Linked DNA regions of Mus musculus: regions 1, 2 and 3 are each linked to region 4. A link is a loop called in an ENCODE intact Hi-C map of the cell type or tissue named here. Cell type or tissue: heart. All regions are shown on one strand. Each heading gives the region's core, and the rest is flanking DNA. Links, peaks and the distances in the headings are about the cores only. Region 1 has its middle 31 kb from the start of Rptn. Region 2 has its middle 13 kb from the start of Rptn. Region 3 has its middle 26 kb from the start of S100a11. Region 4 holds the start of Gm35785 (a long non-coding RNA gene).

Region 1 (7,975 bases), core at 1,396-6,395, 230 kb after region 4:
CTAATTTGAGATCTTTGTTGTATCTGATACACTTCAAATGACTGACCAATGCACAGAAAAGCATAAAAATCCAATAAATATTTGTTAAATGAGTCTAACATGGGAGAAATCCTGGGGGTGGGGAAGACTAGAATAATAAACCATTTAAATTCTCCCTAAGGTAAGTTTCTGACACATTGGTCTATCCCAATATTCTCTTAAGCCTTATGCAATAGTAAGGGGTCAATTATTCAATAATTAGGAGACAGCAAGGGCAAACATCCCTAGTATTCCAGGGTCACCTGCTGTCAACCCTCTTTAGTATCTGCTTAAGCAACTGAAGTGACGAGAGATGCCAGGGGTAAAAGTTACAGGGAATACTTACCTTTCCCAACAACCAGGTTTTCCAGTAAAAGAAGAAGTACCCTAATGCTGGAAATTAGGTATCTCCAAAGGTCCTGGGGAAAAGATAATTAAATCTCCTGTGAAGGACAATAATGACAGTTAAGTGCCTTGCACTGAGGTCTTATGTAGCAGATATTAACTTAAGCACTTTTATATATTCCTTCCTTCAATTCTCACATCCAGCCCATTGATGTATTGTCACCAGTTAATAGGTGAGCATTTCTTTGAAAACCTACAACTTAGACTAATAAATAAGAAAATTAAAGACCAAGTGTGCACGGATTGTTTGGGAGGTGCTGAAGCACATGTGCTGGTCCGTACTATGGGACCCTAGTCCTGACCTGCCACGTATGACCTTACACCAAATATAACCGAGGCTCGGGATTCCGCAGTTCACTCTTTCATTTGTTTTAGTTTGGTTGGGTCTCACCTTGTGGCCTCTGACTGACCAGGAACTTACTGTGTAGACCTCAGTAAATTGCTTGTCTCTTCCTCCAGAACACTGAGACTGCAACCAGCTTTCCTGACCTTCACCAGAGAATCTTGTACCTGCTAACCAGTTCTGGACGGCTGGAGCCGAAAGCAGTGGTAAACACAAGCACGGTTCCGGAAATGCAGCCCCTTACCCCGGAAGTGGCTTTTCTTTCTTTTCTTCTCTTTTCTTCTCTTTTCTTTTCTTTTCTTTTCTTTTCTTTTCTTTTCTTTTCTTTCTTTCTTTCTTTTTTAAATTGGATATTTTCTGTATTTACATTTCAAATGTTATCCCATTTCCCTCAGTTACAGCAAGTGACTTGGAAAGTTGAGGGCCCCAAGGCTGCTACCCTGGCCTTTTCCTCGTGCAGAGTAATGGACATGCGCCAACAGAACTCTGTCACCTCACAGCAGTCACCCCTCTGAGAAGGCCAGTGGGCACGGGAGCCTCTGCATTGCAGGGGAGTGTCCTGGTAAACCTACTGGCCCCTGACAGAAATGACCCTCTTGATTGGATAAGGCTGAGGAAGCTATCTGTCCTGTGCAGCTTACAGCTTCAAAACTTCCTCTGCTTCCATCCTAGCTCCCTGTGCAGGAGACGGTGGCGCCTCCTGGTGGCCAGCCGGAGCCGTGGGCACCTTGGCTACCCAGACAACTTAAACGGAGTAGGAGGTGCTGCATATCTGTTCAAGTGTTATTCTTGTGCATTTTGCTTTAAAAAAAAAAAAATGCACCCACTATCATAAACCTTGAATACCAAGCTCTTTCTAAGTAGGTAACAATAGATCTAAGAAAATATTAAGTATATAATGCCCACGATACAACAAAAATTATGATAGCAGACGGGCCTGGTGTTTCATGCCTGAGGTACCAGGACGTGGAAGATGAAGGATAAAATGTAAATTTAAAAAAAGTAAGGTGGTACTCAAAATCATAAAAAAATAAAAAAAAAAAAGTAAGCTTCACAAGGTCAAAAGGAATAAATTAGAGTGCTCTTTGACTTTATGTGTGGCCTTGACAGACTTTTTTTTAAATGAAATTGTTAAATAAAATTAACCTTTAAATCATTTAAGCAGCATAATGCAGATTCCCCCCACCCTCCAATAATGAGACTCATCCCATCAACTGAAGGCCTGAGCAGAACAGCTGGCCTCCTTGAGCAAACAGAAATGCTCCTGCAGCCACCGTACGACATGTGTCTCTACTGCTTCTGAGTCTATCTCCACACTGCTGTAAACTTTGGGCTTGCCCAAATCACAAAAGTCAATTTCTTTATAATATTTTTATAGATATACATTCCAATGGTTCTTTTAGAGGGGGGAATCATAATGTAGAGTGACTTCAAAAATCCTCGCCTCTTTCCCTTTTTTACACTTTCAGTGTCCGATATATTTTATGCATATTTTGTATATTGATGGAAGTATGAAAGTAAGTAGAACTCCACAGCTAATGTTCCGAATGCCCATTCTAGCTGTATAGAGGTTTACTGAGTCATACAGACTTTGGGTCTGGATAATTTTGGGGTGTTGTGTTTTCATTTATTTGCAATATTTTTGTAATGTGCTTTATAAAGTGAGAAACAATTCCTTCTTTTGATATTGAGTAGAGCTACGAGGATTGGAGGGCCTGAGTCTGAAGATTTTGTTGCAAGCTCTCAAAGGCCTAAGCCAATAATCCAGCTATCCTGATCTGAATTCAGAGCTTCAGCTATATTCCACTACAATGTTCTTGTCCAAGAAGAGTGAGGAGTTGTTTTGCACAATTACCCTTGCTTCAGCATTTCCTCCTTCCCCTCACACCAGATCCCTTGGGTGGCACATTCTAAAGTACAACAACTCCTCACTCTTCTTGGACAAGAACAATGTAGAGGTACATAGCTGAAGTTCTGAACTCAAATCAAAGAGTTTTAAGAAAGGGCAATACCATGTGGTAAACACTATACAATTAAACTTTTCAGTGCAAAGTGGTTCCCCAGCCCCCCAGGACCCTCGATGATAATGATGATGATGATGATGATGGTGGTGGTGGTGTTGATGATGATGTGTGTCAATCAGTCAACAGCTGTTTTAAAAGTTAACAGTAGGACTTGTAGCAGTTAACTAGGTTCATCAAAGCCAAGTGCCTCTGGTTTTCATCTACAAAAAGATAGCTTGAAAAGGATTAATATCATAACATGCAGTGTGTCAGGCACAGCTTTATTCCTACATCCCTAGGGATTTTGCCTCCAGAATATAAAATCAATATTATTTTACTGTCAAGATCATGGGAATAGTATAATTAAACCAAACATGGAGTTTAGGCTAGTGACGGGAATTCATCTGATACCAATTGACTATTCCAAAACCAAGAAGCTCTCAAGAATGAGTCGTAGGTGACCAAGTACACAGCTTCCTGTACTATGACATAGACTGTAATTCTCCAAAATTGCCAGTAGATGGCAATATTCACTAACCTTCTGGCTCCTGCGCTGGTGTTAGAGATTAACTCTGAAAGACCAGGGCTTCTCCTGAAATATGCGTTACCGATAGTATTTACATAAAAGAGAACGAAGGACAGCTGCACTCAACCCAGAAAGGAAGCTGACACACAATTTCTTTCAGGAATAAAATCTCTTACAATGACTAGGCAAGGTGGTACAATATGCTTGAGAAGGAACAATGGTTGGAGAGACAGCTAAAATGGGATTTCAAGTAAAACACGGGGGAGACCTTCACTCAGATGAGGATAAGGGGGGGCTGGAGAGATTCCTCAGGAGATAAGAGCCCAGTGACTCACAACCATCCATTCGTAGTAACTTCAGCCCAGGAAGGACACAGAGCATTCGTGAGGTTCATGTACATACATGCAGGTAAAACACACTTGCACATAAATCAATCTAAGTTAATTTAGGGGGACGGGGGAGTAAAACTAAGGTAAGTGTTCAAGCCAAAAAAAGACAGATGAGAGTTTGGTTTCATTTACATATCAAAGCAGCCCTGACCTCCAGGCTCTCCCAGCATCCCTCAGTCCTTACCTGGCAAACCCTGCCCCCAACCCTTAACTTTCCAGCCCAGGGAATGGGCTGCCCACCCCACCGACTCTTTCCTATATGATCCAAACATTTTGGTCTCCTCTCTCTCCTGCTCTCTTCTACTTCTCTTCTCTCTATATACACGCAGCTTTTCTCTCTTTCTCTTCCCCCTTCCTGACGGTCCAATGGGGACTTCCCTGGCCTGGGTCTTTGGGGCCAGTGAACTTGCCCGAGAGCAGCTTCTCAATAAACCTGCACTTTATATAATCTAATCTGTCTTGAACTGGCTCATTTCTCCAGTGGAGAATTGACAAATCACCATGAGAGGGGTGGGGTGCGGGGTGTGGGGGTTGGGGTTTGGGGGTCGGTGTCCCAGTGAGTCTTCTGAATAATCTCCCTGAGAATTCTCTAGGCCAATCCCCAGAACAAACAAGAAATCTAACTTTTTTAAGTTTTGGAGGGCTGGCAGGAAGTGATCTAGTCAGCGCAGCATGGTTGACAAAGAGCAGCTTTCATACATTTAGAGTTTTCAAGTCACATAGCACAGTCGCTTCTTAAGTCTGTTGTCAAGAGAGCTGCAGGAGGCGTGGCCTGATTAAGGCTTTGGGACTCCTAACGGGTCAGGCCTGTGTCCATAATTTTGTTTGTAAATGATTCTTTGTTATAAATATAATGCTATCATTTATGTAAGATTAAAGTAAATTTGCAACTAAAGTGGTAGATGTGCTTGCTTATTTTATGTAAGGAGTTAATCTTGTTGAATGACCATTAATTCAGGTCAGAGCATCTTCAGTAGGTTGATATTTTGATTTTATAAACTAGCACTGAGAACTGCACTCCACAGACATGTAAAACAAATGACTGAAGCATATTTAAAACCATTTCCAATTCATCCTAACATGGGGTTTCCCTTTTCCCCTTTATAAACTGTCATTTCCCTAAGGGTCATATTTATCTCCTCTCTATGCAGAGGCAATCCTTTGTTGCTCCCATCCCTCCCTTGTTCCTTTTCCTTCAGCCTTGTCCTCTGTCTTCTGTCTTTTTCTCTTATTCCTGGTCCTTTGTCCTTCTGGGGCAAATAAATCTCCTTTGTGGGGGCTGGAGAGATGGCTCAGTGGTTAAGAGTGCTGACTGCTCTTCCTGAGTTCAATTCCCAGCAACCACATGGTGACTCACAACTACCTGTTAAAGGGATCTGATGCCCTCTTCTGGTGTGTCCAGAGAACTTTGTCTTGGGGTGTCTAGTGCCAACACAGGTCACTTCAGATGTAAAAGAAAGAGAAAAAGTATGGAGAAGGAAGAGGAAATGGAGAGGCACAAACCATGGAGCACCTACCACACTGGCCTTGTGTGCTTTCTTGATGAGCTGCAGAGGAGGACAAGCTGCACAGCAGGCAGCCAGCTTTGGGGTGGGCACCTCCACACCAAGTAGCTCGACTTAGTGGTGAGTTCAAGTCTCCACCCACAGCCTGACCTCACTGGGCATTTAGGGGAATGACTCTCCCCACACACACTTTGACCCCAGATGGCACTTAGTGAGGAATTACAGTCTCCCCATACCTATTGACATCACAAAGCAGTAGGTCCCCAAGTCTCAAAGCAGTCCCTAACCAGAAGAGATAGTAGTTCCAACACTTCTCCTGACCTCAGTGCACAAAAGCCAGAGGAGGCTGAAATCCCCAGGGCCCTCTCTGGCCACAGTGCAACCAACAGGAGTGACCTCGAGATCAGCTTTTAATATCCCAATTATTATCACACTTACATACTAATAATCTCATCCCTATTGCTTGAGATAACATGATTATTGTTAAGTTTCGAACTCAGGACAAGCAGGTGGGATGCCTATTTAACATATCAAAACAGACCTGGTCTCCAGGTTCTCCCAGCATCCCTCAGTTCCTTACCAGTTAAAGGGTATGGCTAGTATAACTCCCCAGTCCCACCCTCTACCCTAAACTCTGCGACACCAGGACTGGGCTTCCCCTTCCCCAGAGGTTCTTCCTTACATGACCCAGACACTTTGATTCCTGCTTTTTTCCCCCCACCGTTGGCGCCTGCTTAGTTCTCCTCATTCTCTCTTCCCCTCCATTGCTCCCACATCCCACGTGTTTCAGGACTGTGATCACTCTGGACTCTCCCAGATGTCTCTGCCTCTGGCTATGTCTCCCTTAGATCTATAATAGACTTTCTCCTTCACCATACCTAGGAGCAGCCAGGTCCTGTCCTATCCTTTCCTTTTTATTTTTCTTTTCCATTCATCTGATTCTGAAACCCAGGACAGGTTGAGGTGCCTATTTGATACTGTAAAGGGTGTGTATCTACACTTAAGCTAGCAAGGAAGGCTATCTTAAAGACAAACAAGGCTCGTTCTTGTTTATGATTAAACCTCTGTTTTTCAAGGATTTGGTTACACCCTGCCTGTAATTTTAATACTAGTGGTTCTGTACTGTTTGTTCTAGGAAACAGCGACCAGGTTTTTGTTTCAAAAATGTGGTTTATAAACATTTTGCAACCCTATCTTTGCTTTAAAAGATTGTTATGACTGCCTTGTTCTGACCACCTTGCAATCATATCTTTGTTTTTTGCCAATTGTGTCTTTGTTTCAGAAAGCTGTTATAACTAACTTGTTATACGTATGTTCTCTTCCTGGAATCCCACCTATTTTGCAACTTCTAAGAGGGCATGCTTGTCCTCATCTCTCACTTCCTCTTCCAGTTAACTCCTGATTTTAGAAAGAAAGTTAAAAAGCAGGATGACAGCCTTTGAACTCCACAGAGATATCTCTTAAATATGGCATTTAAGGTGTTTAGTGGAAAAGATGAACAGGAAAAGATGCAAAAAGCTACCTGTGATTCAGACGTGCAAGCTTTTGGCAGCAGTCCTTAGATGGGCATAGAACTCCACCTGGAGCTTGCTTTAAATGTGGCAAAACTGGGTGAAAAACTGCCCTTCACCCCAACCGCCACCAGGGTCCTGTCCAAACTACTACAGACAAGCAGGACACCGGAAAGGTGATTGCCCCAATTTGCCTAGACAATCTGGACATGTCCCCCAATTTCCTCTCCCACAGGAAAGTCTGGGCTTGGTAGCTAAAGACCGATGTGGCCCTGAGACCTCTGCCCCCAAGGAAATCAAGACTACCACGGAGCAATCTAGAATGACTGTCCAGATAGCTGGAAAGTCTGTCATTTTTAATAGACTCGGGAGCTACTTGGTCTATACTTGCTGCTAACTTCAGTGACACTTATCCTTCTCAGAAACCTTGGTGGTCTTGGTGGGTGTTGTCTGGCAGCCCCACCAGTCAAGGGCTACTTGAGCCACCAGGGGGTATATAAAGCTGGTAGCCTCATCCAGGTATTTCCACTTGTAAGCCTGTTTAGTGATGAATGTGTGAGAGGTACCCCCTATGCCTATGAGCTGGGACCCAGGGATCGGTTGCCAGTCACATGCGATCTCTTGCTGTCTTAAGATTGACCATCTGCTCCAGGATCAATAAGGCACTTGAATGGTTTATTGTCTACTTTAGTGGTTAATTTTGGATGGGCGCCTTCTGAGATGCTGGACACCCATAAGGCTTCTATGGGAGCAGTTGTCCCTCTTACTGTCAGGGCTGAGGGCTGTCCCATCTGGAGCTTAAAGGTTCCAGTGGCTTACCATCCTTATCATATACAATGGTATGGTATCTCTTCCAGTGGAAACCTTTTCTGCAGTGGGGACAGATTGTCTTAGGGGGATTAGAATCTCTTAGGGGGACAGGGTTTTGTGAGCATTCATCCCTCCAATGTCCAGCCTCCCCACATTTGAAGCAGACTCCTTCTGTTTTTACTGCTGCTACAAATGCCTGAGCCATGAATGTAATCTGGTGTGGCATGGTTCCTATATCTCGGGTACTACAATCCACCTATCATGAAGTTCCTCCCAGAGACCCTGGCAAGCTAGTCTGGATTAAGAAGTCATACCTTCCCATACAATGGTTTTAAGAAAACGATCTCTGGCTATGGGGTTGCGAATTTTTCTTTCTAGGCTCATTTTAGTTCTGAGAATAAAATTAGATAGGGGTTCTCCAGGCTTTTGATGGAGGAAGAGTAGGGAAGAGGTGAGGTCTTGTGA
Region 2 (7,975 bases), core at 1,079-6,078, 280 kb after region 4:
AATACAAAGCACAACAACTGTCATTCTACAGAAGAAGAGTGAGGATTGAAATTTAAAAAAAAAAAAAAAGGCAAAAAACAAAAAAAAATGTGAACTTAAAGCCTTGTTTTATTATAAAGTTTATGATCTCAGGAAAACTCCTCAAGCTCCAGTTTCCCATTCATAAGATGGAATTAATAGTTCCAAAACAGAAAAAGAAAGAAGGGAAAGAAACAAAACCCCAAAAGGCACAAATGGAACAAACAAAAAGTCCATGAAAATGAAAATCAAAACACGCAAAGATCAAACCAGTCAAAAAAGATATATATAAAACAGTGCCTGGCTGGTGAGATGGCTCAGTGGGTAAGAGCACCTGACTGCTCTTCCGAAGGTCTGGAGTTCAAATCCCAGCAACCACATGGTGGCTCGCAACCATCCGTAACAAGATCTGGTGCCCTCTTCTGGAGTGTCTGAAGACAGCTACAGTGTACTTACATATAATAAATAAATAAATCTTTGAAAAAAAAAAAAAAAAACAGTGCCAAGACAAGGCTAAGTGAGAAAAAGCCTACAAAAATTCCACTGAGCGGGTATGGTGGCGCACACCTTTAATCCCAGCACTCAGGAGGCAGAGGCAGGTGGATTTCTGAGTTCGAGGCCAGCCTGGTCTACAAAGTGAGTTCCAGAACAGCCAGGACTACACAGGGAAACCCTGTCTCGAAAAAAAAAAAAAATTTCCACTGAGTTCATTTGTGTCAGCCAAGTATTCTTGGGTAAGAAGTCTGACCTGGAAGGAGGATGAATGCTATAATCCAGTGAGTGACTGATCATTGAAGAAAACTGACTTTCCCTTTGTCCATGGATATCAATTGCAGAGATCATTACGGGTGAGATTCTGTGTGCACTTTCTCATCTGGGTGCTGGGAATTTTTCATTCATAAAATAAAGTTGTTAGGTCTCAGGTAATTCAAATATCCAGAAATGAACTCAACCTGAACTACAGAAGTTATTTTTGACAAATAAAAACCAACATTCTTCAGAAACTTGCGAAACCAGTTCTCATCTGCCAAATGGAGTAATTTTCCTTCCTTCTGCCAGAAGGGACATATGTAAAGCATACCAAAACTCATGCTGGCCTCCAGGTTCCCATGGTATCACAAGTCCCTGTTATACATTTCAAAGTCCTGGCCTTCCTTTCCTACCCTACCTGCTCATCCTTCTTAAAGTCTCTATGATTTACCCAACACACGCTCTCCAATCTCTCTCTCTTACTCTCTCTTTCTCTCTCTCTCTCTCTCTCTCTCTCACACACACACACACACACACACACACACACACACACACAAACACACTATGCTCTCTTCTCCATCTCTTGCTATCTTGCGTTCTCTACTATTGTCACCTATTTCTCTGCTTCCCTAGCATCGGCCATGCCCAGTCTACTTCTTTCTCTCCAATCTGGACTCTTCCAGATGCCTCTATATATTTTCTTTCTCTTAGTCACAATAAAACACCCCACCCAATGAAGCACTCATGTCAGAAGTTTCTTTCCTGTGCACCCTCGCATATGAAAATTACAATAGAACATATATTAAAGAGATATCAGGGCTGGAGACACGGTTCTGAAGCTAAAAGCCCCAACTCTCTTGCAGAGGACTTTTTGGTTCCGAGCACCCACCTCGAGGCAGCTCCTAACTATAACTTCAGCTCCACAGGGTCTGATGCCTTCTTCTGGCCTACTTGGGCACCCATACACAGCATACATTAACACAGAGGTACATAAATAAAAAATAAAATATTTTTAAAATATCAGAACATTTTCCTCACAAGGCTCATCAAAGGAATTAAAAACTTTCAGACAGGACATGTAAAGGCTTTTTGGTAGTGATCAAGACTATGACTCCACCAAGATTACAAGCAAAATTTAGTAAGCTGGACTACAGCAAACACAAAAGCTTCTAGCAGCAAAGGCATGAAACGGCAGCCTATGGAACTGAAGAAAGTTCTGCAAAGGATGTATCCAATAAGAGATCAAAATCCAGAAAATTCAAACAACAGAAATAAAACAACCCCTTAATAAATAGGCAAAGGAGGGGGAGGGGCGCTGGAGAGATGGCTCAGCCGTTAAGAGCACTGACTGCTCTTCCAGAAGTCCTGCGTTCAAATCCCAGCAACCACATGATGGTTCACAACCATCCGGAGTAAGATCTGATGCCCTCTTCTGGGGTGTCTGAAGACAGCTACAGTGTACTTACAATCAATCAATCAATCAATAAATAAATAAATAAATAAATCTTTTTTAAAGGAAAAAAAAGAAATAGGCAAAGGCCCTTAAACAATTTTCAAAAGAAACACCTGTGCCAATAGGTACACAAAAAGGTTCTCAGCCTCAGGATTAACCAAGGAAAAGCAAATTAAAACTACAGCGGACAGAGTGGCTACTCTCAGAAAGAGAGAATGGTTGAGTTTTGAAAAGAATTTTTGTGTTCTGTGGGTAGAATTGTAAGGTAGAGCATATTGAGCCTTCATGAAAACCCGTATAGCTTTTCCTCAAAAATTAAAGACAGACGTATGATTCAGCAATCTTAGTTATGGTTATATCTTTTTTTTAAAGTACAAAATCCAAGCCGGGCGTGGTGGCGCACGCCTTTAATCCCAGCACTCGGGAGGCAGAGACAGGGCGGATTTCTGAGTTCAAGGCCAGCCTGGTCTACAAAGTGAGTTCCAGGACAGCCAGGACTATAGAGAGAAACCCTGTCTCGAAAAACCAAAAAAAAAAAAAAAAATTAAAAAAAAAAAGTACAAAATCAGTATTTTGAAGCATTTTTCACAATAGACAGGATATAGATTCAACCTAAGTGCTCAGCAGTAGATGTTTTGGAGTGAAATTGTGTGTATGTTTGCCTATGTATATGAATATATGCTATACATAAATATATATTATATATATATACATACATATAATATTAGGGGCTTGAGAGATGGCTCAGTGGTTAAGAGCACACTGTCTGTTCTTCCAGAGGTCCTGAGTTCAGTTTCTAGCAACCACATGGTGGCTCACAACCATCTATACTGGGATCTGATGCCCTCTTCTGACATGTAGGTGTACATGCAGATAGAGCACTCAAAAACATAAAATAAATAAATAAATATTTAAGCCTGGCAGTGGTGACACATGCTTTTAATCCCAGCACTTGGGAGACAGAGGCAGGTGGGTTTCTGAGTTCAAGGCCAGCATGGTCTACAGAGTGAGTTCCAGGACAGCCAAGACTACACAGAGAAACCCTGCCTCGAAAAACAAACAAACAAACAAACAAACAAAAAGCTTGTTATATAAGTGATTGATCTATGGTAATAATATAATATCTACAATGACACATAGTAAAATAATAATAATATCACTTTTCAATAGACTCTTTAAAAAGTGAACTAATAAAAACAGGGAATACAGGAAGCCTGGTTGCTCTGCACAGGACTGGGAAAGGCTCTGCAGTCAGGCCACACAGACTTTCAGCTATAAAATGAACAGTAAGTTCAGAGACTTAATAATAACACTGTGTGCTGACCATAGTTAACTAGATTTTATTGTATACTAGGAACTTATATAGAGGGGGGATACCTTGAATATTTTTAATCACACAAAACCAATAAATATACAAGGTCATATACATATGTAATAACTTTATAATGATGATTATTTCATAATGCATGTGTATACCATGCCATCACAGTGAATTCCTTTAAACTTTATAATTTTATCTGTTGAACTGCAATAAAGCCAGAAAATAAATTAAAATCAGTACATAGCACCAGGAGGAGGAAGAGAGGTGGAGGAAGAGAGAGGAGTGAGAAGATATTAGAAATCAAACTTGGAACTGGAACACTTGAGATCCAGTCCTGACAAAGTTACCAACATAACAGCAGACCTTGAGCCGCTCCAGTTTCCTCAGCCTTAAAACACAAGGTTCTGGCACAACACAACCGATAATGCTATCCTGTGGCATGGTGGTTTTGCAACTAAATGTCTAATCAATTATTGTACAATGACGATAAGTAGAGGATGAAAACAAAAACTTTTGAGGCAAGGTGGGGTGGGGAAGAAAGGTTCCGTGGGGATCTAGTGCCACCTCCTGGTACCAAGAGTCCTTGCATCCTTTTCTGATACCTGGACAATAGCATGCACCCTTCAGATAGGGCTTTCTCGGCCTTTCTGGAGCAGGTAAGATTGCTGTCATAGCCTTGTGGCCAGTTTTTCCTGTGGCAGCTGCTTATGTGGAGAGAGGCACAGCTGTTGCTAGATTGATGTCCCTGACAACTTTTTTATATGGATTTTGCTTTTGGAAGTTTTGTTCTGTTGTTGGAGGGGAGTATTGTGTGTTTCTGTTCTAAACCCAACTCTGTCGAGCTTTGCTTGCTCCAGAACAAAGTACATATTCTTTGGTTTATTCGAAAAATTAAATCACTTTAACAGTTACTAAGCATTGTTAATCCGTAAGTGCTCAAAAAGACTCTGTAGAGGGAAGAGTAGCATTTTAGAGGGTTTTTGTTGTTGTTGTTGTTTTGTTTTGTTTTTAATGAGTTTCAGGTATGGCCTGAAACTTAACTTTCTGTGTGACTTGAGCCTTGATGTCCTCGAATTAAAATTTTGTCAGTGTATGATACTATCTGCTTTGGGTTTCTACAAGGGTTCGTGAAATCCCTGTTATGTTACCAGGCATGACCTAAGCACAAGAGAATTGTTAAAATACAACTCATGGCCGTAAAGAGCATGATGTAACTCGGGGGCACCCGTTCAAGGGTGTATGCTGTTTCCCCACGCTTGCCAAGGGCTGCGACAGAAAGTGGCAACACAGTAAGAAAGAACACAGAGGTCTCATGCTGGAATCTTAGTTGTTAATTTTTCTACCTCACCTTTCTGCTCCTACTACTCTCTACCATTTATTCCCATTTATTCTTTTGGTCAGCTCTGAAAACATACATATACAGACTGAGCAGGTTATACTTATGTGTGTATATACATACATATATATATCCATGTAACAACAATTAATGAAACAAGAGGCCACGAATTTGAGAACAAGGAGATCTACATAATTACAGTATAATCTCAAAAATTAAGTATTTTTAAATTCATAGTTTCTTTACTTTCTCATTGGTTCCTGAGATCTTCATTCTTAAGACTTAACGTGCAATGCCTTCAATTACAGATACACATTACATGCATAACACATCAAGGCTTCAATTCAAAAGTCTCATATTTATTTATTATTCATTCATTCATTCAACACTGAGGGCAATCATTCTGGAACTTTTGCTGGCTCTAGGGATATAGATCTAGGTATCCACCATCAGAGACTCATATTCTGTGAGGCAAGAAAACAGCTATAATTCCATGCCATTGCCACAAAAGAAGAGAACAGTTGTTTACAATTAGAAGATTAAAAAAAAATTACCGAGTATTGACTTCCTTAGCACTGGGCACGAGCCAGGCACTGAGTACTTTACACTCAGAGCACCTAAGCCTCAGTTGGAAGCTTTAATTGTCTGCAGTTTACAGGTGAGAGAGCAGAGGCACGGCAGATTGCATATCTCAGCCAAATCATATATCTTCTAAGTGGCAAAACCAGGACTCAACTCGAATCTGACTCTGGGAGCCCATGGTTTTAAATCACTTCATTGCCTCCTGAGCCGACGAAAGAAGAACACTATGCCCACAGAGAAGACTTGCAGGTGAATCAAGTCACGTCTTTTTAGAATAGCTTCATGTGATGTGATATGCAAACATGAATATAACCACACCAGGCCTCAAGGAGTGCATGGAATACTGAGAGAGATGGCAGTGCAAATAAATCAGAACGCACTTCATTGAGAAACTACTGGACTGCAAGGCCGGGGACGGGGCACAGGGGAAGTAACTTGGAATCTGAGCTGGGGAATATTGGTGAGGCTCTGGCTGGACGAGGTGAGCACTTGGCCTAGGCCTGTAAAGATGAGTTGGCTTTAAAGAAGCAAATGTGGGCGAGGAGGTGGAGTGAAGGTCACAGGGTTTAATAGGCCTAAAGATCTGACTAAGGCTTTTTATTGATTCTTATCCTAATAGGACAGCAGCATACTGCTTGCCTTAATAAAGCAGGCTAAAGAGACTTTAGGCTAAATTAACAGAAATAGTGACCAGTTAGGAAATAGAACTGTGCCCAACTAATGCTCAGCCCAGACGTTATGAAGCTCTGAGGTAGTTCTCTTTCCTGGGGAGAACGTATAGTGTGTTCCAGGCATTGGTGAGTAGTCAAATCTGTCACACAGAATAAGGGGCCATTCATTCTACATTGCTGCAGAGAATAGGACCAGAGTCCAGGGGTACAAGCTGAAAGCATATGGTCTTACCCAATTTTGTAAGAAATGTCTCATTTGTAACAGCCACAAAGCCAAGTTCTCTTGTTCCAGAAGACTGTGATATTGAGTCACCAGTTCTGCTTAACAAAAGCCTGTGTTACCAAAGTAATCAAAAAAGAGGACTTTCGTGAAGGACAAATGTGGTACTAAATAACTTCTAGGTTGATTAAGTGATCCAGCTCTATGACTCTGAGAGCTAAACGGGTCACAATGCAATGCCCCACGTAACCCAGAATTCCATTTCGGTAACTTTATCAAATGGCCAGACTTTACTGGAATTTGGTTTTAAAAGAGGGCTGTCCTTCTTCTTGTGCCTCTCTGCCACCTTGGGGTTAGCCAGAGGAGTTTATGATTGAGCAGGTGAGAAGCAAAACAACGCTGTTTTCCTACTCCCTAGCCTGTCTGAGTGCTGACAAGTTAGTGAATCACCCCCACGTTGCTCCCCCAATAGCATCCATGATCTCTCCAGCTGCTGCCCACGTGCCCACCTTGAAAACAGAAGATGAGCCTTGGCAGTGGTGGCGCAGGCCTTTAATCCCAGCACTTGAGCGGCAGAGGCAGGCAGATTCAGCCTGATCTACAAAGTAAGTTGCAGGACAGCCAGGGCTACACAGAGAAACCCTGTCTCAAAAAAAAACAAAAAACAAAAAAACAAAAAAAACAAAAAAAACAAACAAACAAACAAAAAGAAAGAGAAAGAAAGAAAGAGAGAGAGAGAGAAAAGAAAAGGAAAGAAAAGAAAAGGAAAGGAAAGGAAAGGAAAGGAAAGGAAAGGAAAGGAAAGGAAAGGAAAGGAAAGGAAAGGAAAGGAAAGAAAAGAAAAGAAAAGAAAAGAAAAGAAAAGAAAAGAAAAGAAAAAACAAAAGATGAGAATGTATTGATTTAGAGGGAGCTCTGAGATCAATATATTCAGCCAAGAAATAGCAACACTTCCAATGTTTAGTTTCAGGTCCCAGGACAAGGGACCAAGGGTGCATATTTTACATATCAAAGCTGACCTAGCCTCCAGGTTCTCCCAGAATCCCTTGGTCCCTACCTGGCATACACACCTTCTACAGGAATTTTTCAGCCCTTACCCCAGAGGCTCTCTCTGATCTATACAATCCAGACATTTCAGTCTCCTGGCTCGCCCATCCTGCCCCCTCTGCATGTACTCTTTCTTTCTCTTCCCCCTTCCCCCTCTTCCCCACTTGTCTCTCCCCATGGAGACTTCCCTGGCCTAGGTCTTTGGGGGCCAGTAAACTTGCCTGAGAGCAGTTTCTCAATAACTCTGCATTTAATATAATCTTACCTAGTTTAAATTGGCTCAATTCACCACCGGAAAAATAACTTATCACCAACTTTATTAACTTCCTCCGAGAGTTTTTGCCTCATGTTTGTAAACACACATGTCCTAATTCTTCTCTACATTTGTGTTAAAGGGTCCTTTATTCTTAGAAAATTTCTTAAAGCTAGCAGCAATTTCCAGATAACTAAGAACAGGATTTGAAGGAAGAGTCAGCAAATTATCCTAGACTATGTCCTTTTCAGAATGTATTCTTTGAAAGAAAGAAAGAAAGAAAGAAAGAAAGAAAGAAAGAAAGAAAGAAAGAAAGAAAGAAAC
Region 3 (7,975 bases), core at 1,457-6,456, 360 kb after region 4:
GAGGGAGTCAATGCTTCGAGCAGCTGATGGAGGTGGATCTATATACCTGTAGGGGCTGTGGCCTATGGCAGCAAGCGGTTTGAGAAAAGAAAGAGAAAATTCACACACACATGCACACACACAGTGAGTGGCCAAAACAAAAAGCAGAGCCCAATAACTTCATAAATACAAATACATACATAAATACATACATACATACGTGCATCCATTCATACATACATAAATACATACGTGCATCCATTTATACACACATATATGCATACATACATGCGTACATACATATATGCATTCAGGCTCCAAGCATTTTATATACACATAGATACATATATACACACAATTGGTGGATGAAGCAAGTTCCAACACACACCTAGACAAGATTTACATATATACATACATACACATAGTTGATGGATGGCAGGGATAATGTCCCAACCTGCACTCATAAAAACCTTATACATATACATACATACATACATACATACATACATACATACATACATACACACAGTTGATGGATGGAAGGAGTAAGGTGCCAACCCCCACATTTTATTTTTTTCTTCTGTAGCTTATATATCCCAGTAAAGTATTTCAAGCAGTATAAAATTACAATGTGATTAAGTTTTAGTTTTCTTTTAATGATTAAGAAAAGGCAGTGTGTCCCCCAATAAATACCTCTACAGGAGATATGTAGCAAAGGTAAAGAAAACAAAGTATTCCCAGGAGCCCAGGTACATTCCTACCTAAGCAACTTGTTATAGGTTAACAAATTGTAAGCAAGCAAGATAGTTTTCTCAGCCAGTTTCTCTTACTGGCAAGCAGCAATTTGCAGGTACAAAGAAAGGAATATTTTATTATTTTTCTTTAAATGTAATCTCGTAAGAATCTTAAAAGAATCACAAACCTAAACTTTTATATAAAAATCAGTAATACCTACCTTAAAGCCTCAGAATGTATATCTACTCATTATTAATTAATAAATCATATCAGGAAGCTGAAGGCAAAAATAGGTATAAGAATCAATTATCACCAGTCTAGCCTCAATGAGAGTCAGGCCAGCCAGTGCTGCCATTGTTCTTGTTCGCTGATCATAAATGGTCCCTACCCTAACGGATAAGAGAGTGCCTTTGTGAACTTCACATTTGTTCCCTAAGAGTTTCTACATCACAACCAATAATAAAACATCTCTACCTAGCTTCTTTAACAATTTTATTTTTCCAAATGTTTTCTAAAGATGGTAGTCTTTGTTGACAGTCTCTAGGTTCTTGTCTAGGATGGTGATAGAATATTTAGTCTGTGCTAGTAGTGATGCCTGCATCATGCATTAGTATTGTGAATGCCAGAGACACTGCCCAGTGAGGGGCTGCGAGCCCCCTTAGAGTTTTTAATGCTTCTTAGATTAAGAAGCCTGTGGGGGCAGCAAGCAGAGGAGAACTCCATAACAGCATGAAGTCCTCAGGACACATGGTCCTTGGGGCTGTGCCACACTGAGGCTCAACCATGTGGTGTGGTAACCTGTGGGCTGCATTCCATGAGTTCTAAAGTCATTTGTCATTCCTTCTGCATGGCCCTCAGCAGAACCCCTTTTCAAAAACAGAATTTCACTTGTGCTTCAGAACGAGCTAGCATCTGATTTCTATGCTGTAGAAGAGAAAATTGCCACACAACTGGTGGCAAGATATGCCTATGATACAAAATTGGCCCGACAAACATAAAAGAGATTATTGTGGCAGCTACTGTCTGCAATCCCAACACTTGGGAAGCTGAGGCAAGAAGAGCATCATGAGTTTGGAGCCAACCTGATATCATAATGAGTTTCAGGGTAGCCTGGACTGCAGAATGAAATCCTGTCACAAAAGAAGAGATAGGAGGAATGGAGAGATGGCTCAGTGCTTAAGAGGACAGACTGCTCTTCCAAAGATCCTGAGTTCAATTCTCGGCAACCACATGGTGATTCACAACCATCTGTAACGGATCTAATGCCCTCTTGTGGTGTGTCTGAAGACAGCTACAGTGTACTCATACCCATAAAATAAATAATTCTAAAAAAAAAAAAAAAAAGAAGGAATAGGAAGGGAAGGAGAAGGAAGAAGAGAAGAAGGAGGAAGAACACTAATACAATACTAACACAAATAAACTATATCTTATTTGGGCAGAAAAATTATAGAAATCATACAGCTTTAGGAAACAAAATAATTTTAAATATTGTTAGAAAATGAACATATAGGCAAGAACAGTTGGGGAAATTTTGGGAGAAATAGCTAAGAAAAGGGCTTATTCTGCTACACATTAAAAAGATCATATGGTAAAAATCTGTAGTAGACTATGGTATATAGTAACAAGAATGAAAGAGAAGTCAGTGTGGCACAGTAAAGCTGTCGGACTATGCCCATGCATAGGTGAGAACCTTGAACTCATGAAGAGATATTCGAAAATCAGGATGCAAAACTTTGGAGACGTTTGTGTGAGAAAGAAATGCAAGATGGGAGGTAGATAAAGGGGTAGAGAACTAGAGGGCAGCTGGCTTGTCTTAGTCAATGAGGAGAAAGTAATAGACAACAGAGGGTAAAAAAAAAAAAAAAAAAAAGAAGGAAATCGTGTAGGTAATGGACAAAAATGAAAGCTGAGGAGATGGGAGAATAGTGTGAACTCGGAGCATGGCGGAGTGCCCATAATGAAGGTGCTGGCAAGATCGGATTGGATGTGTGTGGAATAGGAGAGGACCTGAATGAGCCTATGGGAAACAGTCCTGTGTACTCGGCAGTGCAGACAACAAGCCTGTCGCCAAGAGATAGGACTGCAAGCTAACACACTGAACCACAACAAGAAACAAACACCAGGGAGTCAGGTCACCCTGAGACAGAAACTCACCTGGTAATATTTGACTCAACACTCACCCACTGAAAAGAGTGTCCAGTCCCAACCATTGGAAGCCCTTTTGTGTGACTATGACATCAAAGAGAGCAAATTGAACTAAACAAAGCATAAAAGTCTATTCTGTGCTTGTCATTGTAATAATCTCTAGAATGACATTAAATCCCAACTCAATAAGCATGGTTCTTACACAGCCTTCGAGTGCCACTGTTTTCTGATCTGTATTGCCTAGGTCGGTTGTGGGCATCCATTGAATAGATGTTATTACTTTTATGACATCCCTCCCTATTCATGCTTTGCAACCGTCTCCCTACTCCACACCCACCCATCCTCAGCTTCATAGAGCCTATCCTCACCAACTCAGCCAGCTTTGGATATACACAGCTGCTCTCTAAGCAGCACGCAGAAGGGACTCTAAAGTGTGCCTCAGACACAATGTTCTCATGGCTAAGGCTTGATTGCCACCTTGTGGTAACTTGGTGTAATTACCACAATCGGATCTTGCTAGCACCTTCATTATGGGCACTCCACCATGCTCTGAGTTCACACTATTCTCCCATCTCCTCAGCTTTCATTTTTGTCCATTACCTACACGATTTCCTTCATTTTTTTTTTACCCTCTGTTGTCTATTACTCTCTCCTTATCAACTAAGACAAGCCAGCTGCCCTCTAGATCTCTATGTCCCATGTGGACCTAACTCTTGAATGGAAGCTCTAACAGTGAAGATATCTTATGATCCTTCTTGGAATTCAAACGGACAGGAGACTCCCCTTCACGTGCTCATCTGCAGCTTAGACTGTAGAGGAAAGATGACTGTACAGTCTTCAGATGCAGATCTGTTGAGAATACATTCCCTTCCTTTTAAAACACTGAATTGTATGAGAACCCAAGGAGCATCTGGGAGCAGGAATTGAGCACTACATTAAATACAAGCCTCTGACTTAAAATACATATGGACTGTGAAGTGAGTGGTCAGAGGTAATGTGTGAAAAATTTTCTCTGTTCTCTTGAGCCAAAAACCCACAAAAATGCTACAAATCAAAAGGTTCAAAACTTTGTGTTCATTTTAAGAACATCCATCAAACTTTTCAGGTCGTCAAAAGCATGCATAATTTGAAAAGCTACCAACCGGGGCTGGAGAGATGGCTCAGCGGTTAAGAGCACTCACTGACTGCTCTTCCAGAGGTCCTGATTTTAATTCCCAGCAACCACATGGTGGCTCACAACCATCTGTAATGGATCTAATGCCCTCTTCTGGTGTATCTGAAGACAGCGACAATGTACTCACATATATAAAATAAATAAATCTTTGAGCAAGCGGGGCTGGAGCAAGTGAGCAGGGCAGGAAAAAATAAAATTAAATTAAATAAATAAGAAGAAAGAAAGAAAGAAAGAAAGAAAGAAAGAAAGAAAGAAAGAAAGAAAGAAAGAAAGAGAGAGAAAGAGAGAAAGAGAGAGAGAAAGAGAGAGAGAAAGAGAGAGAGAAAGAGAGAAAGAGAGAGAGAAAGAGAGAGTGAGAAAGAAAGAAAGAAAGAAAGAAAGAAAGAAAGAAAGAAAGAAAGAAAGAGAGAGAGAGAGAAAAGCTACCAACCTAAAAGATGTCACGTGAAACCTGTATGTGTGGTTCCAGTGAGACGGTGACAGAAGTAGCAAATGTGACCAGGCCAAACAGTGGTGTTGGACAAGGGGTCAGGGACCCAAAAGGGTTCTGAGTTTCTAGTGTGAATGCTTTTAAATGCATATTACAGTCACAGACAGATCTAATAAGCAAAGCACCCCTGATGTGCTACTGTACCTACAGAGCCTGTGGATGGATTGTCCTACTCACGAGACTCCCGCTCACACTGAAAAACAAATTTCTCCTAGTCAGATGGAAAGGATACCCCTGAAGTAACAGGGTTAGGCCAAGAGAATAAACCTAACATGAATGATTTAGTTTTAAGTAAAAGAGAAGAGCTACATCTGGATTTCAGAAATGCTGAAGTATAAATAAATGTGTAGCCCAGGTGACTTTCATTTTCAGCATCTCCTGGGCAGGAAGTCAGTGTGTGCCACAGTCTGGGGACTCTTTGTTTCAGCACCCCTGATTCTGTAGTGAGGTTACCCTGAGTTAACCGAGGGCCACTCAACAACAAACACTGAAAATCGACTACACATCTCCTCACACAACTTGCTGAGTGCTAACCATAGAGCCAGAAGTGATGCCCCCTGGCCCCCTACATAGCACAGATGCTGTAGCATGTATAGGAAAAGTGAAAATCCCAATATGATAATAAAATAGCTCCATGGAGTGGAATTGCCAAGAAAAATGTCCTGAGATAAATTTAGAGTAAAGGGCCAGACAAGAGGATGCACCAGCGATAAAAGATGACTAACAGGGTGAGAATGGATGATGACTCAGTGGTTAAGAGCGAGGACTGCTCTGGTGGAGTACCCTAGTTCAGTTCCTAGTACACATATGGTGGCTTATAACCATCTGTAACTACAGTTCCAGGGGATCTGATGCCCTCTTCTGGCCTCCTTGAGTACTTCACAAACATGGTGTACTTACATACCTGCAGACGAAATATTTAAGCACACAAAATAAAAATAAATAAATCTTTCATTTTAAAGGTGAATGACAAACTTCCATACAAAAAAAGGGGGGATCTGCGTTTTTCTAAGAGAAAATAATGAGGAGGAGACCAGAGGTTGTAGAAGGTTGTATAAGGCATGAAGGGACCATGCTCAGGACACCCAGGCCTAAAACCTGGGTACACTGAAATGGGCTGAGAGAAATCTAAGGAGAGCGTCGGGGTCCAGCCTCGACACAGGATCATAGTTCTCAACTGGAAGCAGGGATATCTAGAAGGCGCATAATAAATAAACACAGATTACTTTTTGGGTACCAGCTGACAGGCAATTTTTCAAGGCTTAAAGTTTCTCCCTCTTCTCTCATTCTCTGCTCTTTCTCCCTTTCTCATTCACAGCTTGAGGCTGCACACACTCTGCATTCTATTGTGCTCTCTGCTTTTCTCCTGTGTGCTTTTCTTTTCTTGAGCTCCCACACTCATATACACCTCTATGCATTCTCCTTTCACTCTTCACACACATCTCATACACACTCCATGCACTCTTCTTTCACTCACTCACTCTCTCTCTCTCTCTCTCCATACACACCTTATATTCTCTCCTCACTCTTCACATTCTCTCTTCACTCACTCTTCACATTCTCTCCTCATTCACTCTTCTCATGCCTTTTTCTTGCCCCGGTCTTTTATCGATACTCCAAAAGCAGGTAGAAAAAAGACATTGTACAATCATTGCCAAATCAAATTCAAAACAATGATCACATCCCACAAAGAATCGAGAATTACAATTGTTCCCCAAAGTTTCAAGCTTTTCCTATTCCCAGGTCTGTAGCCAAAATAATAATAATTGCAAACATATCATTATTTAAACTTTAACTTTTAACTTCTTAGACTTCAGAGCTCAGAGCTCTGAGGCCAGCCACTTGCATTTTCCCTGTGAAGCTCTGATGATAAATGACATGAGCAAGCTGCCAGGCAGTGGCCAGAAAGAATCAAGTTAACCATTAACGCAGTAGTTCTACTTCTGCACATTGCACACAATGACTGTCCAGTGTTTTGACTTAGTTTTGCTAGTATAAGATTTTACATATTCGATGGTGTTGTCACGGGAGTAGAACAGTCACTGAGGTGCCCCACCTTCTCACTCCCCTTCTCTTTTGGTTCCTCCCATTTGCTGACCATCACCTCCATCCCCTACTTCCAAAATCACCTCTGTTCCTGCCTCTGTGCGTGCCATTGACCCTGGAACCAAATAGAATGCTCTTCCTCTAAGCCCTCTTAAAGATACCCATGGGCTCAGCAGCTGCCTCCCTTACAATACCCTGATTGGTGACTACTGAATGTATACTAGTGACCACCTGAATTGGAGTCTGTGAATGTGAAGTATGAGAATCTGAACTGTTAACAAGCTCTCAAGGGATGTCTATACACGCTGAAGTTGGACAACCATTTCCTCCTCAAGGCAAAGTGGCTTGTGCTACTCAAGGTCTTGAGGTTAAGTTTGAGTTGGTAGAAAGACCATATCAAATCTCAGTGAACAGGTAGGGACAGGCCTAAATATTAGATGTTCTTGGCCAATCTTGAACTCTGACCAAATAGATCAAATTATAGCATGTGTGGTGGTTTGAATAGGTTTGGCCCCAATGTGTTTGTTGCTTGGCCTATGAGGAGTGGCAACATTAGACGGTGTGGCCTTGTTGGAGGATATCTCTGTGGGCTTTGAGGTCTCCAAGCTTAAGCTCCATCCAGTGTGGATTTCCAGTCTCCTCCTGGCTGCCTTCAGATCAAGATGTAGAACTCTTAGCTCCTCCAACATTCTGCCTGAGTGATGACATGCTTCCTGCCATGATGATAACAGACTGAACCTCTGAAATTGTAAGCCAGCCCCAGCTAAATATTTGCCTTTATAAGAGTTGCCTTGGTCACTATGTCTCTTCACAGCAATGCAACTCTAACCATGTGACCACTAAAATATGTATAAGGCTGGGAAGACGGCTCAGTCCACAAAGGGTTTGCTGGGGAAGGAAGCATGAGGACTTGTGCTCATGAGTTGGTTTGTTTGTTTGTTTGTTTGTTTTTGTTTTTAAAGAAACTTGTCCAGCAGTGTGATGGTAACCCCAGGATAGGGAGTTGATGGAAACAGTCAGATCCAGGAGCTCACTGACCAGCCAGACTAACTAGCTGAATTGCTGAGCTCCAGATTCACTGAAAGACCCTGTTTCAAAATGTAAAGTGGAGAGCTGGAAAAAAAATGACTCAGTAGTTAAGAGAGCTTGCTGTTACTCCAGAGGACTCAAGTGTGATTCTCAACATCCATGACAAGCAGCTCATAGCCCTGTAACTCCAGCTCCAAGAGAGGCACTGTCCTCTGCTAGCCGCCATGTGCATCTACAGACATGTGGTATACATTCATATAGATACACACATATAAATAAATATAAAAAGGTTTTAAATAAAACAAAATAGGTAGCAATTGAGGAAGATACCCAGTGTTGATCTTTGGTCTCTACACACATGCATATATGCACACATA
Region 4 (7,975 bases), core at 1,027-6,026:
GTGGTTTTATTGTTTGTTTTCACATTTTTAAAGGAGTGATTTTTCTTAATGTGCTCTGTTTGCAAGTATATCACTCTCTTCCATACAGTCTACCCAGCTATCGCATGAGAGAGTGATATAGGTGTATAGATGTTTTATATCACCTCCACAAGTTGGCTGAAGTTTGAGCATGTGGTATCCCAACCCACCTCTTAAGGTTTTCGAGATGACAAATTTAAACAAATGTGTTTAGTATTAAATTTTTTCCTTTGGAATAGTGGTGTAAATTTGTCAAAGTCTGGTTAAAAGAAGTCTCTTCTCAGTGAGGAGATTATAAAAATCATATTATATATATATTTTTAAAAAGTAGCTCGGTAGATGGCAAGTCTTTGAAAATGTAGGCGTTATTAACTTTTGATTTATTATTGATTCCTGAAAAAGTACATGGAACAGGTTTGCCCATATGAAGTTAATGAGAAAGTCTTCAGAAACTGCTGTCAGAAACTGAAAACCGAGGTACCTCCACAGCAGCACCCTAGAACTAGCATCAAGCATATTTTACTAGGCGGACTATCCCGGGTATAGCTTGATTCTGTGTTCCTCCATTCCTGTATTCCACCATCCATCCATCCATCCATCCATCCATCCATCCTTCCTTCTCTCCCTCCCTGCATTCTATCACTTATCTGTCATGAACTTGATGACTTACCATCCATCAGTCTCATCTCTCTGTTTATCCACTCACCCATCTCCCCTTCTTTGGATACCCCTTTACAAGAATTAGGGGGTCAAAATAATCTGAGCCTTCAGGGGGACTATTAATATCAAAGGCTAAGTTCCAGGTTCTTAAATGAGGCCAATGATGCAACAGAATTGATACCCAGAAGACGTGCTTCTCGTTGCTTCCCAGTCCCTGCAGGCAGTTCTAAATCTGGTTCAGTCACTGGGTGGCCTCCCAAAACCTATCTTAGGAACAATAGACCTCAATAATCAGGCCACCATTTGTCATCAAGGCACACCCATGTCATAGCAGCACTCTGCTGATTGGCTAAAACAAAATCTTCAAGGCACTCCAAGCATTTACCACCTAAATCTGTCACTTACCGGTGCTGTAGGTGGAGTGGGAAAGGCTGTGTAGTTTGACTTGTCAAGTTGCCAATAAAAACCAGTTTCTGTCGAGTGGTGAGATTTCATTACCCAAGCCTGGAACGTGACCCTCATCAAGTGCTTATTGAAGTTGCTGAGAACTCACCCCACGCCAGATCTTCTTACTTACATCAGATCATCACTGCTTAGGGTCATCCCTAGAGTGGGTCTCAAATGGAGTAATTGACCTGCACTGACACAGAGACTGTGATATTTTGAAAGAGGAAATTGAACCTCTAATGAATTTGTGCTCTGAGTGAGGTGTTAGGAATCCAGGGAAAAGCCCAACATCTATTGCCTTTGCAAAGCACAGAGTCTAGTGGAGACAACAGGCCTCGAAAAGGTGATGGGCTATCACAGCAGGAAGGTTTGGGACTTGTGAAAACAGCCTCATCTGACTTGAGAATCCCAGCGGTTTGGAAGAAGGCAAGCTGGAACTGGGCCTGGACAGCCCAATCAAACACACCTGAATCTTGCCAGACAAATCCAAACTAAGCATGGAGGAGGGAGGATTCCATGCTGCCAGGGCAGCTCACTGCTCACAGTGGGCCTTGAGGTGGCTGACACCACTTTCAGATTTGAAAATGTGAGCAATAGAAGACTCCTTATGTTTCTGGTTAAACACATTTTAATCCTTCATGCTGCCAGGTCATGGCTCCAACTTTTTCAATTTTCTTTCTCAAAACAGACTCTCGCTCCAGCTGATCCTGAACACACCCCTCCCAGCCACCCCCACACCTATTACACTCTGTGCTCTCATGCCACATTTTCTATGAAGCTTCTCTAGAGTGGCCGACTCCCCAAACCATCTCTGCTGTACTTTACATCTGACTCGATTGCCACCTATGGCAAGCTGCATTCCGGGTGGTTTGTAGATCCTGTGACCAGTAACCTGAATATTTGGACCCCCCCCCCAAGAGCTCTCAAGGGGCTTGGCACCCAGTAGGTCCTCAACAGCTAACTGCTGTGAGACTGGCGCTTCCAGAACTTATTCACACTCAGGTGACCCTGCAAGGCTCAGCATGTTGTCCCGGCAGGGAGCCAGTAGCTGACTTGGGAAAAACAAGTGATGTGGAATCTGGCAGTGTCCCAGCTATTCTTCCACGTAGCAGCAGCCACCTCCAATACACAGCATTTTCTAATGTTTACAGGAAACTTCTGAGCTCACCAAGCACCTGTCCACAACCAGGCACCCAACACGTAAGGGTTGAACACCCACTGTATGGAAGACACCAAAGCACCATGAACCTTTACTGGCTGGAAAAAGAAGCAGGGGTATCTTACTGATCACTAGGAATAATATACAGCTGCTTCATTTTAGTTCATTGGAAGTGCAATGTAATTCATATTATTCTCATTATATTTCCCTGACTTTCCTATAGTGGCTCTGTCTTATTCATGCAAGCAGACATTTAAAAAAAATAATGTTTTAAAACGAACTGAGTGGATGCACCAAAGATGAAGACATATAACAACTGTGATTTCTTGATCATCAATGGGATCTAATTCACTATATAGTCAGGCAGGTAGGAAGAAACAGTTGTGTGTCTCAGCTGTGAGCCTGGAGCAGAAGGCAGCTGTATCTACTCTTCCCGACCCAAACGTCAAGAGGCCACGGTCTCCCTGCAAAGTTGGGTGTGAGGAAAAGGCTGCTCTCTTCTCCTGCCTCCCTGAAATCCAACAGAGATGACCAGACCTGGGTTCTCCCAACATTGCCTGCTCCTAGGGTCCATCTACTCTCCAGTGCATGACTGATTTTGAGTTCTTCTTTCCAATGTTCGCCGAACACCTTGCTAACCATCCTCAGATCCTCTTCCTATCACAGCTGAGATCTGGTGTCAACTCTGACTAGGCTCAATGCAGGACATGCGGGAGCCTGTGTCCCTGGCAAGGCTCCATGCAAGCCCAGAAATACTGCACAGATGCATACAGGGTGTCCCATCTCTTACCCTTGCTAGACCTTAAGGACAGCCAGGCCTTGGTCTCAATCCTCCAGGCTTCATGCCTACTTCTGCCTTAGACTTTGATTGCTCAGTCCCAAACCTAAAGACTCCTCTCCAGGTTCTAACTCTTGTATTTAACAAGTAAATGACTTAGCCAATTCGTTTGAACTTTCCAAGAATAAGCCATATCTATAAAATGGGAAAAGCAATACTAACTAGGCAAATAGAGTAAGACTGTGTTAAAAAACAAAAAAACAAAAAACAACTGTGCTGAGTGATGATCAAATTATTGGCCTCTGGGCTCAAGATAACTTGTAGCTTTGCTCTGTCTTCACCACATGAAATGCATTTTCTCCTTAGTCCAGCCAGGTGAGCTAAAGTTTCTGCTGCTTTGAAGGCTTTCTTGGCATCCTCCACAGTGGCAGTGAGAGATTTTCTTGTTATACACAGAGCTGAACACTAGGTGGCAGCCAGGCCACGGGCCTTGCCAAAGAACGCTGCCTTCCTTCCACCTGACACAGAAGCAAGGTCTGAAGGCCTGTACTTCAGCTATCCTGGTGCTAGGCACGTCTCCTGTTCCATCCAACTTTACCCTTGTCTCTTCTGCCATAAAGAGACCTGTTGGTAAAGGAACCCAAGGGAAGCTTGCTGCTGGCAGACTCAGGCTGAAGCCTTGAGAGCAGGAGGAGGTTCAGGTTTGGTGTTCAGAGCGATCCTCTGGCTGTGAGGCCTTCTTTCACAGAACAAGGGGCTGCAGCAGATGCTGAGGCCTTGCTAGCAGCAGAGGGGTTTGCATAGTGTCCCCACAGACCAGAAGATTGCTTTGTCTGCTGTTCTAGAACTTCTATACAGATTGCCATCAAGAGGACTCTTAAAGTCCCAGGGAGCCCAGGCATGCTAGACTCAACACTTTCAGTAGTTTCCCTCAGATTACAAACAGAATTGTAGGTTTCCCTTTGGAATGATTCCTCCTATTTGTGACTCCTTTCACCACCTGCTTTCTTAGTCTCACTGACTGAAAAGTTGTTCTCTCTCTCTCTCTCTCTCTCTCTCTCTCTCTCTCTCTCTCTCCATGCCTTCCTACTTGCCCCTCAACCAAGTGCATTACAGTCTATCTTCTGAGTGCCCAAATCCCCCAGATCTGGAACCAGCTGTTATCTTACTACCAAGACCAGGGTCATGTTGGCTTGCACCTTGCTATACTCTTTGCTGCTGGTCACACCTGAACTCACCCCTTACTCTCTTCTTGATCTGTTCACTATGCACAGTCCATACCCAAATTTTTCAATGTTTTAGCTAGAGCTTCTACTGACAGCTATACACTCAGCTAGCGCCACCCCCCCCCCGCCCCCCGATCTTCTGCTGACTCGGCACATAGCACTTAACTCACCTGTCTGCCCTCTGCCCCATACACCTATTTTTGCTTCTTTGTTTTCTGCCTCAGCAAAAAACCTCATCAGGGAACCTGCAGTGGCCAAAGTTCAAAGCAGTGGAAGCCACATTGGCTCCTTCCTGCAAGACCCATGACCACTTCATAGCCACTTCCCAGTTATACAAAAAATCTTTCCCTCCAGGCCCCTACGCTGCACCAAGCCAGTCTAAGCCACAACATCTAAAATGGCTTTGATGCCCACTTCCTATTGACCTCTCCATACTGCGCCATCCTCCTAATAGACAATGTACTAAAATGCAAAGCTAAGTGGGTCTCTATGTTCAAAGTCTTTCTGTTTCCCATAGAGGGTATGAAAACACTGTTGTAATGCCCACAGTCTCTGACACATGGTTTGGCAAAATTCTCCTCCTCCTCAAACTCTCACCCACTGGAGGGGTTCACAGGCATCCAATCTCCTCACCTCTTCTTCACCTTCCATCCAACCTGTTTTCTCTTTTTTATTCATTGAGGTTCAGTTCAAGAACAATCAACTCTAGTCCTAGCTTTGAAGTGGGCTCCCATTCTCCATGTTTCCTTGATGGACCTTAATGGACCACCAGGTATAGTTGTGTGGTCATACAAACATAAATTACTATTACATAGACATAGACTCAAAAACTTTTCTTTTGGTCCCTTGAACAAAGTCCACCACCATACACAGAGAAGAGGTGAGATGGGTCATTTTTGGATGTGTAGCTGGGTGACAGAACATAGATGAGTTGCTCCAGAAAGTTACCTGTTCATATAGAGATGATCTGGAATTTTTTTCACCATATCCCAGAATGGATCACGAAATGCGGTGGAGACCCAGGACTTCTCCTTTTTTTTCTTTCTTTATTAATTAATTTATTTACTTTATACCTTTTATTTACTTTATAGCTTCCCTTTCCTCCCTCCTCTTCTCCCAGTCCTTCCTTCTCACCTATCCTCCTCCCATCCTCCTGTCTTCTCTTTCTCCTCAAAAAAGGGGAGGCCTTGCAATAGGACTAGACACATCTTCTCCTATAGTGGCTAGACAAGGCAGCCCAGATAGGGGAAGGAACCTGAAGGCAGAAAATAGATTCAGAGACAGTCCCTGCTCCTGCTGTTAGAAGTCCCATATAAGACTGGGCTGCAAAACTGTTACGTATGTGTAGAGGGCCTAGAACTGTACCATGCATGCTCTCTGTTTGGCAGATCCGTTTCTGTGGGCCCAGGTTAGTTGATTCTCTATGTCTTCATGCAGTGTCCTTGACCTCTCTGTCTACTTCAGTCCTCCCTGCAACTTCCACAGGATTCCTCAGACTCCACTTAATGTTTGGCTATAGGTTTCTTCATCTGTTTCCATCAGTTGTTCGGTGAAACCTCTCAGAGGACAGTTATGCTTGGTACCTGTCTGCAAGTAAAACAGAATATCATTAATAGTATCAGAGGTGGGCTCTCTCACGGCATGGGTCTTAAGCTGAGCCAGTCATTGGTAGACAATTTCCTCAATTTCTGCTCCACCTTTACCCTTGCACATCTTGTAGCAAGACAAATTGTGGGTCAAAGGTTTTCTGGCTGGGTTGGTATCCCAATCTCTCCTGGAAGTCTTTTCTTGTTACAGGAGATGACTGTTTCAGGTTCCATATTTGATTACGAGGACTAGTAACTAAGGTCACCCTCCTAGATTTCTGGGATTCTCCATTGTCCTAGGTTTCTAGCACATCTTAGAGATATCACACGCACAAACTCCACCCTTTCCCTACCCAGTTCCCTCCATCCATCCACCCCCAGTGTCTATTCTGTTTCTCCTTCTCAGTGAGATTCAAGCATCTCCCGCCCCCTGGGGTCCTCAATGTTACTTAGCTTCTTTGGGTCTATGGATTACAGCATGATTATCCTGTACTTTGTGCCTAATATCTTATTATAAGTCAGAACATACCATGTTTCTCTTTCAAGACCCAGGACTTGAAACACAAAGCAGCCCAACTAGATGCCATTCTCCAGCCAAGGGACTGGACCCACTTTTTATCTTCACTTTCAAAAGTCTGGACACTGTTCCAGCTTCACTTTTGAGTAGATTTCAGACTCTACTGGGCCGTGATTTGCCTTTCATATTGGTCCATGAAGTTTGCTCTTTTACACTAGGTGGGAATGGAAAAATATAGCCAAACATTAGAGAAGGAGCCAGCCTCTGCCAAAGAGTCTAAGCATAGACAGCAGAGTCAAGATTGCCAACTTATGGGAAATGCAAACATATTCTTTCTTGTTCCCACTAATAGGAAAATCAAAGCAGCTACAATAAATCCTTACAGTTTCTAGGCATATTTCCCAGGTTGAGACCTTAATCCATGTTCTTCCTTGATTGCTCTTCATGATACACTGTTCAAGACAAATACTCAGCATAAAAAGCCTGGTATGAGGTATCTAGCTAGCTTGAATGAAGTCTCTTTCCCCACACTTGCACTTATTACACAATAGTGTCTGTATTTCTTTTACAACATTCAGATTTTAACTTGTGTCTCACATGAGTGCCTTGTCCGTGTCTTGTGGCAAAGCTGTAGGTGTCTGTCAGGGAGTATCAGTACTTCATCTCTGGTCTGCGATTGAGAAATTGAATTGTCCACTGACTGGAACACTAATTTTCAAAGCAAGCAAAAGGCTATAAGTTCTAAGCAGGTAGAGAAAACAGGAATGATCTTGTAGGTGCAGGGCATCTGAGAAGAATTCCTGGAATAGGTGTGACTGGAGGAGGCTGCAAGTATAAAGCAGTGCTAAGTGCAGACACTAAATTCCCTTAGGAGCCTTACTGTTATTAGGACATCTGTGAAAGAATGGCCAGGCTTCCCTTCTCCCTTTCCACCCCAGCACAAAAGAACAGGAGTGTATCGTAGTGGATAGAGATGAGGCCTTCAAAACAAACACCCTACACTTAATGGCTGTGTAATCTCGGGCTAGCCATTGTACCTCTCCAAGCTATTTCTTCACTCATAGAGGTAAAATTACACTTGCTAGATTACATAATGATTAAAGGTATTAACCTAAGAAAGCAGCTTACAAGGCCCTAAAACTAATCTAATTATTTTCAAAAATTAAGGTGCACACTAATCATTTAACTTTTGTAATTACTGTTTTTAATCCTTACAATACTGGTTCAGAAATGGAGATGCAACAAGGTGCCTAGGGTAAGCCTGAAACGGCGAGATAAAAGCTAATCCAAGGTGATTGGCATATTTTATCCATGGAAGGCAATCATTCCCCTAGCAAGCATGACATATTTAGAGAAGAACCACCCAACATTTCCCTCTGAAAACCAGAAGCACAATTAGAGCTCCAAAGAATAATCACTTTGCTTCTTTGTGACTCATGATCATCAGCAAATGCTTCTGCCCTTGATCCCTCTACACCCGGTGGAGAAGCCCAACTATCCAAACTTCTGATGAGCACTGGGAGATGCCAACAAAGGGAGGATAGAAGGTGAAAGTAGCTGGCTCTGGAAGTGGTTCAGTGCACC

Evidence for each region. A loop is a pair of places that touch in the nucleus more often than their neighbours do. Peaks named below come from ENCODE experiments on the same cell type or tissue, not always from the same donor. Only the 100,000 strongest peaks of a DNase experiment are listed, where the experiment ranks them.
Region 1: a loop joins it to region 4, with 8 times the contacts of the local background. A loop is called at or near these places in 6 of 42 quality-filtered maps.
Region 2: it touches region 4 in a loop (12-fold over the local background); 10 of 42 quality-filtered maps call a loop at or near these places.
Region 3: a loop joins it to region 4, with 9 times the contacts of the local background. A loop is called at or near these places in 24 of 42 quality-filtered maps.

Annotation. Positions count from the first base shown.
Region 1 is chr3:93,358,812-93,366,786 of GRCm38, forward strand. No RefSeq gene overlaps it. Among named protein-coding and RNA genes, the nearest start is that of Rptn, 31 kb to the right of the region's middle. In heart, for the core only: CTCF peaks have their summits at 1,468 (motif pointing left) and 3,279 (motif pointing right); no DNase peak of the experiment used is centred there; H3K27me3 peaks cover 300 bases.
Region 2 is chr3:93,403,082-93,411,056 of GRCm38, forward strand. No RefSeq gene overlaps it. Among named protein-coding and RNA genes, the nearest start is that of Rptn, 13 kb to the left of the region's middle. In heart, for the core only: a CTCF peak has its summit at 4,107 (motif pointing left); no DNase peak of the experiment used is centred there.
Region 3 is chr3:93,490,861-93,498,835 of GRCm38, forward strand. No RefSeq gene overlaps it. Among named protein-coding and RNA genes, the nearest start is that of S100a11, 26 kb to the right of the region's middle. In heart, for the core only: CTCF peaks have their summits at 3,354 (motif pointing left) and 5,390 (motif pointing left); no DNase peak of the experiment used is centred there.
Region 4 is chr3:93,127,101-93,135,075 of GRCm38, forward strand. Gm35785 (a long non-coding RNA gene) reads right to left here and starts at 1,145. Exons shown (of 4, transcript XR_375840.1): 1 at 1,084-1,145. In heart, for the core only: a CTCF peak has its summit at 3,530 (motif pointing right); no DNase peak of the experiment used is centred there; H3K27me3 peaks cover 358 bases.